Regions from separate parts of the Homo sapiens genome. Here region 1 is linked to region 2. Evidence: chromatin loops called from intact Hi-C (ENCODE). Cell type or tissue: IMR-90. All regions are shown on one strand.

Evidence for each region. A loop is a pair of places that touch in the nucleus more often than their neighbours do. Peaks named below come from ENCODE experiments on the same cell type or tissue, not always from the same donor. Only the 100,000 strongest peaks of a DNase experiment are listed, where the experiment ranks them.
Region 1: it touches region 2 in a loop (2.4-fold over the local background); 1 of 110 quality-filtered maps calls a loop at or near these places.

Annotation. Positions count from the first base shown.
Region 1 is chr6:4,939,490-4,944,489 of GRCh38, reverse strand. It overlaps CDYL (chromodomain Y like), which reads right to left. Exons shown (of 7, transcript NM_004824.4): 5 at 734-944. Among named protein-coding and RNA genes, the nearest start is that of LYRM4-AS1, 62 kb to the left of the region's middle. In IMR-90, no CTCF peak of the experiment used is centred here; a DNase peak (open chromatin) is centred at 2,169; H3K27ac peaks cover 1,129 bases.
Region 2 is chr6:5,112,749-5,117,748 of GRCh38, reverse strand. The region is part of intron 2 of LYRM4 (LYR motif containing 4); the gene reads left to right. The region is part of intron 3 of LYRM4-AS1 (LYRM4 antisense RNA 1); the gene reads right to left. Among named protein-coding and RNA genes, the nearest start is that of PPP1R3G, 30 kb to the right of the region's middle. RefSeq lists a silencer at 408-608. In IMR-90, a CTCF peak has its summit at 2,447 (motif pointing right); no DNase peak of the experiment used is centred here.

The DNA of each region.
Region 1 (5,000 bases), 170 kb after region 2:
GCCTTTAGGGATGCCCTCAGCTGTAGGGAGCCACCTCGTCCAGGGTGCAACGCTTCCCGCACATCCCACCCCTAAGGATGATGGGCATAGTATCACTTTGACCTCTTCCTCTGTGCGGTCCTGCTTCCTTCCCATCCCTTCCACAGGTACTGACTACCTGCTAATTCTCCACGTGCCAAACTCATCTCAGTGTCTGCTTCTGGAGAACCTGACCTGTGACACCACCTCCTGCCCTATTTCAAGGACTAGAGAATGAGATGTGAATAACTGCTTGATAAATCACAAGCTACAATACAAACACAAACTACTATAATGAACGGATTAAACAGTTAAAGAAATAAAAACACACAATTATATGGACGACAACCCTCTAATCCTATGTAACTTTGCTCCCTCTTAAAATTGCCTTCTCTTAAAAGTGCAGTTTTTAAGTTATTAGGTGAAGAACTTTTCAATTGCAAATTGTTGGTTGGGTTACTGATTGGGTATTTACTAACAGTAGATATCCATGTGAATTATGCAAAGTGGTAGGCTCCTCAGTGAATGAAGTCCTTCTCTAGGGAATGATGCAACAAAGGTCAACAACGTCTATGAACCCAAATCTGAATTACAAGATGGAAAGTCCCCACAGAATGACACACTGTACAGCTTTAGAAAAACAATAACCAAACTAGATTTCTTCAGGAAGCTTTCTAGAATGACTTTTTTTTTTTTTTTTTAAAAAGGTACTCACAGATGCTCCTCCCATTATCTTGGGAAACATAACGGTAGAACAGCCATCTGGACTCTGTCCGAAGGTGGTATAGGGTGTTTGAAACCAAGCCTTTTCATTAGCCCAAACCACATCGCAAAGAGGCAATATAGATGCTCCTAGACCAATGGCTGGGCCATTGACTGCTACAATAATGGGCTTCTTAAATTGAATGAAAGTATTCACGAAGTTTCTAAAATGAAAAATAAATGGGGAATTACTCAAAACATTGCATATTTGAGCAAAGGAAAAGTCTATTATGGAATTCAATTTACCAAGATGTAAATGCTACGGAAATCCTGAAGACTTGAGATTTGTTTAAGGCCTTCCCCAGCAGTTGTGGACCCTAGACTTATTTACTACGTGTTGTAAAGGTTTGGTGACAGCCTGGAGCCCACGCATGTAGTGGCTGTCACTACAGGCCCTACGTGAAGGCCACAGGGTAACATGCAGCCATGAGCTGCACTGGAATTTGCAGGTGGCTCTCGGGCTCTATAAACAACACATCTTGCTCCCCAACCTGTCTTCCCTCGAAGACACAGGAGCCCAGTACATATTCTGGGCTTCACAAGACAAATCAAGAAGCTGTCACAGAGGAAATCTGGCCCAGGGCATACTAAGACTGCCTGGTGTTAAGTGTACGGTGGTGGATTAGGGTTCACAAAAACCCTGGGATCTGGGTCTGGCCTTGGTTCATGATTTCAGACAGCTCACTGATTATCTGGCAATAATTGCTATTTCCTGAGTTTATGTGGAAGTGGACTGAACAGTCTGGGGGATACAGAGACAAGAGTGTCACAGGCTGGCTCAAGACATGCGACCTGCAAACAAGAAGAGCAAACAGCACAGGGCTCAGGCCTGTACCCACATCCTGCTCCACTGAGGGCTGGAGGGTACGGCTGCAGCAGGAGTTCGGAGGACAGTGGGGTCAGGCGTGGGGCAGCCTCTGCACAGGACAGAGGTTTAATAAATCAAGCCCATGCTATTTTGGGATTTGCTTTAGATCAGGCTGGAAAAGTAGGCTGCTTTTCAATGTAGGGTAGCTTGGTGTCATACCACTTTAGGAATGTGCATTTTCTTCCCCTAAATACTAGAAGCTGATCTTATGCTCAGAGGTTGTTTCTTGTTATGATTTCACACAGTGGAGAAAAGAAGAAACACAAGATAGTCCCTTCAGTGCAGGCTGAGTTCTAGATCAGAAGTGCAGAGTAAGGACAGCTTTTCACTTGCTGGATTCTAAACCTGACCCCCATCTTTAATACTGAAAATAACAATCTAGATGCTCTCTACAATTCAGCAATTTAAAACCACAGCAATCTGTTCAGATCTTCTCTGAAAATCATGACTCAGCATCTGAGATAGCTCCCCACTCAACTCCCCGAGACACTGACGGATGACTCATATTTTTTGGCAGGGGCAGGTCAGGGAGGTGAGGAGGGTTGTGTCTGTGTGTGTATGAACAGGAGAGTGAGGAATTGCAGAGTTTAGCGGCTGGACCTCAGCCTAGCCCCCAAGGTTTGTGGGATCTTTGCATTGAGCAAGAATTAACTCATTCAAATGAATGAGTTGCACTAAGTCTTTCTAAATGAGAGAGCCTGAGGCATTCTTAGAAAGATCACACTGGGGTTTAATGATCAGAGTGTCAGACAACCTTTTAAGCAGACTCTTGAAATAAGCCTAGAAGAACTACATGAAGCTATTTCAGTTGTGTCATCTTTTGAAGATATGGGGTCAATGACACAAGATGGAAATACATTTCCTAGGCCCAGTAACTGATGACTCATGAAAAGGTAAAACTGCTGAACTGTCTCTCAATGATAAGGAACAGCTGTTTCCAAAATCTGAGTAGCTCCAATTTCATCTGCCTTATGGAACAGAAGGCAAACTGTTATAGCCGTTGCCCAGGCTGACATCTGGAAACCACGGATGGGGCAATAAATTAACATAAAAGCGATGATCAAAGTCAAGGTAATAAGAAGGTAATTCTACAGAAAAACAGTAAAAGGAATTATTTCATATATCCTTGCCTCCATGCCCATATATTTGTATAAAAAAATCTGCTTCTAAAATATTAATAGATATTGGTAAGTCGAAACTTAGATTTTGATAGGCTGAAGGCATTTTTTGGAACTGAAATTTTATTTTTACTTTTGCCTGGAATGGTGACTTCACCTGAAGCTGGTGGCTCTTTCTGGACGGGGTATGAATGAACCAGCATGCTCTGGAGCAAAGAGCCCCTTCCCTTTTCAGGGAATGGGAACTGGCCATTCTGAATAGTGAGCCCTGAGATGCCAGAAATGGATGTGGTGCACACAGAGACTCGTTTTGTTTTAAAAAAGAAAACCTTTACAGAAATGCTTTCTCTGCCTAGTAGAAACTTCCCAGGACCATAAAGGCTTAACCAAGGGAGCTGCAAATCAAGGCACAAGGAACCAGAGGCGAGGCAGGGGCTGCCTTCAAGCCTGGGACGGTCCTCTCCCAAGTAGCCCCTGCTTCTGTGGGCTTCAGCCAAGTGTGTTTTAAACTTGAAATCAAAATGTATGAACACTCAAATGTTTGCCATGCAATGTACTGAAGTTAAATTTGTTTCTTTGGAATTGAATTCAAGGCTGTTGTTGGGTATGGCAGGGAAGGAGGCTGATATTTGCCACATAATTAGTCTAAAAAGACTTTATAATTAAACAAAACTCTTCCTTTAAAGGACATTTACTAATCTGGAAATATCAAACAGCTGGAAAATCACATAAGATGTAGGGACTGTCAAAGGAACGTTTGGGGAGAAGGAGGCAGCAGGGACCTGAAGTTGGGCAGCCAGTGTGCTGCTTTCCATGGCTGAGGTCTCTCTCATTTGAATGGCACCTTCGTTTGAAGGACTAATGGGGTACAGGTCAGGGTCATGGGGCATGTTTACTGGCTCACTTTGTTCTCTCCCAAATCCTCTTGCCCCTGGGGCACTGCTTGGGCAGGGCCCCCGGTCTCCCTCTGTGGGAGGAAGAAGAAACCTCACTTTTGGGGAGAGAAGTCTCCTGGTCCTTAAAACCCAGTGGCAGCTACTGGTTCTGGCAGACTTCAAAAGCCTAATGCTGTCCATGAACTTGAAAGAATTTTGTTCTAACCACAAAGGTGCAGAATATTTTTGTTGCAATTACCCTGCAAACTGCAAACCACGAATCCTCGTCACAAAGTCAGCTGCTCTAGATACCTGGTGACCTAATATGAAACCTCATCTTCCTGTTTGCTTCCCGCTTTTCCTTTGGAAACTTGCTACGATGAAGTCCTTTGCCTCCAAGTTTTAAGGAACATGAGACAAGACACCAGAGAAATGAAAAATATACACAGGAAGAGCTTTTATCCACATAAAAATTAATTTAAATGCAAATAAGAAAAGGAAAGGTTAAGTGACTCTGGTGTAACTAATTATTTTTCTGATCTTGCCAGACTACATTAAGGAAAATTCACATTGACAAAAATATAGTCACATAAAGAAGAAACAAGTTGGTTTTCCTAAAGCAGGACTTGGCTCTTCACAAGAATATCAATCCAGCTTTTTGTGTGGAGTAGGGAGAGTGGACGGAGCAGGGAGCTGATGAAAGTGAACTTTTAAAGTGACATCAAGTTCAACAAAGGAGATCTCCACTTAAACCTGGCTGGATCTAGCTTTCCTCTGCTTTTACTGATCCCAGCGCCACAAGCCCACAGCCTCTGTCCAAGGGAATTCAACGCTGGAGGGAGGAGTGAGCTGCACCCGGCGAGGCACCAGCGGGCTCACAAGTGGAGCCAGGGAAAAGCCTACACGGGAAAACGGAGCCAGGACCCAGAAGGCACTGGCTGACACATCCGATTTTCTTATGACCGCAGAGCTACCAAAAAGCACAATATTATGTGTACATTCAGCGTGATATTATGGAGAACATGCAAAGTGACCATAGGAGGCATGGTGGTTTGTATTTTAAAAATAAAAGTTAAGTTCATGGAATTCACCCTGAATGGATAATAATGAAGCTGTCTTAGAGGCGCTGAGAGTCAGCCAAGGATTTATGACACTGATCAAGCAGTTTAATCTTAAACTGAAGAACAAGATGGTCCCACCTAGTGTACCACAGGGATGAAATCCCCTAGGAGATTAGAAACAATACTTAATAAGATCAGACTATAAAATTTCAAACCACTTCTGAAAAAAACCACACATAATGTGATAGCCTGTAAAAGGTAACATTCAAAAGATTAAGGGATAACCTCCTAAATACAT
Region 2 (5,000 bases):
CTACAGTTGTGTACCAAGGTGGGTTTCCCTACCACATCTGGCAGGGAAAACATTTGTATACAAAAATAGGCATAAATATGCTATAGAGCAGAGTACACCATTTACATGAAGATCAATACGAGACTTCCAAGAAATATTCTGGCTACAAAAGCCCCTTTAAGCTAAGTCCCAAATCCCCAGGAGAACAATTTTTTTTTTTTTTTGAGACAGAGTCTCGCTCTGTCACCAGGCTGGAGTGCGATCTCGGCTCACTGCAACCTCTGCCTCCCAGGTTCAAGCGATTCTCCTGCCTCAGCCTCCCGAGTAGCTGCGATTACAGGCGCACACCATCACACCCAGCTAATCTTTGTATTTTTAGTAGAGACAGCGTTTCACCATGTTTGCCAGGATGGTCTCAATCTCTTGACCTCGTGATCCACCCACCTCGGGCTCTTAAAGTGCTGGGATTACAGGCGTGAGCCACCGCGCCCCGCCCATGATACGCATCTTGACAGAGACAGGCCTAGCACAAGTCTGTGCATGTAAGTAACGCTTAGCAGGCTCTTGCCAGGTGCCTGGCACTGTGCTTGTTTAATCCTCCCAGTAGCGTTAGGACATTTCATATGTTTGGGCCCTGGGAAGGAACTGGGGAAAATGGTAGATTTTCTTCATATCTAGTGTTTTGTTTGATTCCCATAACAACTCTGCGAAATAGGCAGGAAGTGGCAGAGGCAGGAGTAGGGATTCCAGCCCAGGGCTGCATCCGTTCCCCACCTTCCCCACCCACTCCCCTGGCAACTGCGCCCAGCTTCTGGGACCCCCATCAGATAGAGATGTGTTGCGGGGATGGCTGTGCATTGCTTCAGAAGAGGAAGCGGTGAAGACCTGAAACATTGTGCCCAATTGTATTTTCTGATATCCTGCTCCTTCCTCCCCTGCAGGTTATTTGTCTAATGAGTCTCAGAGCTCTTAAGTGTTTCTGGGCCATCTAGTCATCCCCAGCTACTGGCAGCTGAGTAATCTGTGTACTTTTCCAATGGACTCTAATGCCAACTCCCTAAACTTAATAGAATAAAAGTGTGATCAGCTTTAATGACCAATTTATGCACAGTAATAGTCTGATGTGGCTGTATAAGTCAATTTGGGATTCTGGAGGGACTGTAACTTGAAGGTGTTAATTGCACTACCTTACTTCCGTTGACCAGACCCTCACACCTGCAGCTTGGAGCATCGTTCTCTGCCATTAGCACCACGGCAGCAATCCCGGCTAGCCTCCCGTTGTGTGCTGGCACATTTTACAGCCCAAATAAATGCAAGAGAACTGTTACACAAACATTTACTGCCTCAACTCCTTACCCCTCACTGAGATAACTTTTTAATATTTCCTCCCTGTGTGAACTGAGTATTTCCCCTTCTTCTTCTGTAATGGCTCTGAAAATCCCATATAGAATCCCCCGGATTCTAGCCTTAAACCCTCTGCTGGGCCAAATTTAAATCATTTGATTTCACTTAATGGTCAGTGAACATTCTTTTTGCAGTAAATGGTCCTACCGCTGTTTTTATTCACTTGTCTTCATCAGTTCTGTATTTCCACTTGTGGCTTACCATCAGAGCACTCTGTAGTCACTCATCTCTCCGGATTTTAGAGTCAGTGAGCACAGACCCTCAGAACCATGGAGTATGGGACTGATATTTTTAGTTGTTAGGTACTTTCTGAGCACTTCCTATGTGTCTGGCACTGTCCTAAACTGTGCTTTGAAGGCACCTAAGTCAAGTAACATGATCCCTTCTCCCTCCTCCCCTCAGTCACCGATGCTCATGTAGGGGAACTGAGGCAGGCCCACTTACCATTTCAGTATAGGGACCATGTGGGTGGCCCCAATATATGCAGTATATGTATCAGACAGACACGCATCTCTGTATCCTCTTAATACCATTCACATTGTAAGACCTGATGTCATTAGTTCTTTTCCCCCCAAGGGCCATAAAATTGTCATACTGGAATGGGTTTTTTTTAAATTTAATTCAAACTTCTGTCAAAGCAGACTATAAATTTGGTTTGTTTTGATTTCAAGTTTCCTGAAACTTGGCTCTTCAGATTGCCCCCCAGTTCTTTATTCTGTGGGTTTCCTGTGGGGTCTTTTCCATGGGGCTGATCCCACCTCACAGCTACATGCCTTACGGGAGGGCACCCCTCCCCTAGAATTTTCATCCTCTAGATTGGTGGACTTTGTGAAATAGACATGATGGTAACTGCTGTAATGGGGGCTTTGGTAAGGAACGCAGCAGAGGGCCACACAACAGGAGAATCCCGTGTTCTTGTTCTAGCCGCCGCATAGAGAATACGGCCTTTAGCACACAGAGCTCACACAGGGAGCTACATGGGGAGAAGCGTGTTTGTTCTGCGGCATGATAAGTGTGCCGCCAAAGCCTTCAAAGGGGCCACCAGAGGGAGCGTCAGCCGGACAAACAGACCTTCTGGAAAGTAGTTTTGCAAGATCCATCAGTAACCATCAAAATATTCATATCTGTTTATCCAACAATTCTACTTCTAGAAACCTTTTATAAGGAAAAAATCAGATTTAATAAAAGGTTATATATAAGAATGATAATCCTAGCATTAAGTGGAAACAGTCTAAATGTTCATCATATGGGAGTGATTAAATAGATTGTGATATATCTTTACAATGGAGTATTATACAGTTACTGAAAATATTCCTTAAAAGAACAGTTAATGATATAAGCATCATAATATGAAGTTAAAAAGCAAGTTATGCTATGATCCCACATGTAAATATTGTGTATATATACACCACGTTTTAAATCTATATGTGATTTAACAGACTAGACAAAAATACCAAACTATTAATAGCCACATATCCAAATGCAACTAAATATTTAGAGCAAGCTTGTCCAACCCACAGCCTGCGGGCCACGTGCAGTCCAGGATGGCTTTGAATGTGGCCCAACACAAATTCGTAAACTTAAAACATGAGATTTTTTTTTTTGCGATTTTTTTTTTTTCCTTTTAGCTCATCAGCTTTCGTTAGTGTTAGTGTATTTTATGTGTGGCCCAAGACAATTCTTCTTCTAGTGTGGCCCAGGGAAGCAAAAAGATTGGACACCCCTGATTTAAAGAGAGAAAGAACAGAATCTTTATAATTTCCTGTGTAGCTTTTTTAAACTTTGGAAACAGCTACAATAGGTACCTGTTAATTGCACCTCCCCAGGTGATAGGGACATTTTTTCCACTTGCCACGGGGCACAGATCACCCCCTTCTCTGCACCGGCCTTCGTTTCATTAGTCCTATGATCTCACATTAAAATTCTCATTGTGCATTCAAGTCAGTAAGGATTGGTTTAGCTGTGTGTAGCAAGAAACCCAAGTAACAGGAGCTTTTAAAAGATGGAGGTTTATTTTTCTCACACATAAAAGAAAGCTGGCAATAAGGCGTCCAGAGCTGGCATGGTGGCTCCATGGTCATCAAGCACTCAGTCTCCACCTTTCTGCCCCCCAGTCTTAGCGTGTAGCTCCCATATCAAACTTATCTTACAGTGCTAGATGGCTGCTGGTGTTCCAGCTATCAAGTTCATATTCCAGGCAGAACGGAGACAAACTGGAGGGCGGGCAGGCACTTGAGTGCCCCCAGTCTGAGGCAGCCCACTTCAAAGAACTGTCCTAGATGCTCCAGCCATGATGACAGCTGACACCTCATTGGCCACCTCTAGCTGCACAGGAGTCTGGAGAGTGTAAACTTCTAGATGTGCACTGACCCCATAAGGAAAATGGAGAGATGGATGCTGGGCAGGCCACAGTTATCTCATGTGGTTATCTCAAATTTTCATAACGTAGGCTCATAGTTATAGTGATGTGTAATTCGCATTATGAAGAAATCATTGATTAGCCAGGCATGGCGGCACATGCCTGTAATCCCAGCTACTTGGGAGGCTGAGGCAGGAGGATCACTTAAGCCCAGGAGTTCAAGACCAGCCTGGGCAACATAGTGAGAACCTGTCTCTAAAAAAAAAAAAAAGAGAGAGAGAAAAGAAAGGAAGAAATTGTTGGGACCTGGTAGAGGAGCAGCATTTTGGAGAAAGCACTGGACAGAGATCAGAAGATCTGGGGTTCATGTCTTTGTGTCTATATGGATTGATTTTTCTGGGCCTTCATTCTTCAACAAAAACTGAGGGCAGTGATTCTTACAGCATCCACCTGCAGCAGTCTTGAACTTGCAAGGGTGGGTCCCCCTTCAGGGCAGCACCCACGTATTCCTCTGGCTGCCCGTCTATAACTTCTGCCACTCCTCCTTCCAAGCTGGAATCACCTCTCACCTGCACTCTTTTTCTTTTAGATAACGGAATCTCGCTCTGTCACCCAGGCTGGAGTGCAGTGGCGTGATCTCAGCAACCTCCACCTCCCAGGTTCAAACCATTCTTCTGCCTCAGCCTCCTGAGTAGCTGGGATTATTGGCGCGTGCCACCATGGCCTATATATTTTTAGTAGAGACAGGGTTTCACCGTGTTGGTCAGGCTGGTCTCAGACTTGTGACCTCGTGATCCACCCGTCTCGACCTCCCGAAGTGCTGGAATTATAGGCGTAAGCCACTGCACCCATCCTCACCTGCACTCTTACTGGCCCCTTAACTGGGTCCCCTCGCCACAACTCTCCACCTCTTCTTCGCCTTGACCTGAAGACAAGGTGATCTTTTTAACCACAGATCTGGGTGGGTTGGTCCTCCATTTTTAACATTTTAGCAGCTTTCCATTCCCTCCAAGTGGAGCATGGCATCTGTGTTCTGGCCCTACCCCACTTCTCTTTTATTCTCTCTTCTCTGCCTTCTCCACCCCCATCCTCACCCTCACCCTTCTCTATCCACACTCAGCCCATTTCTGTCTCTGGCAGTCTCCACGTCCAATCGTGTCATGGGCTTCTTACCCTGCCCCAGCTCCAGCCTCTGGGCCTCTGAGCTCTTCCTCCCTTGAGGCTGTCTCCTCTGAGAAGTCTTCACTGACTCCCTAGG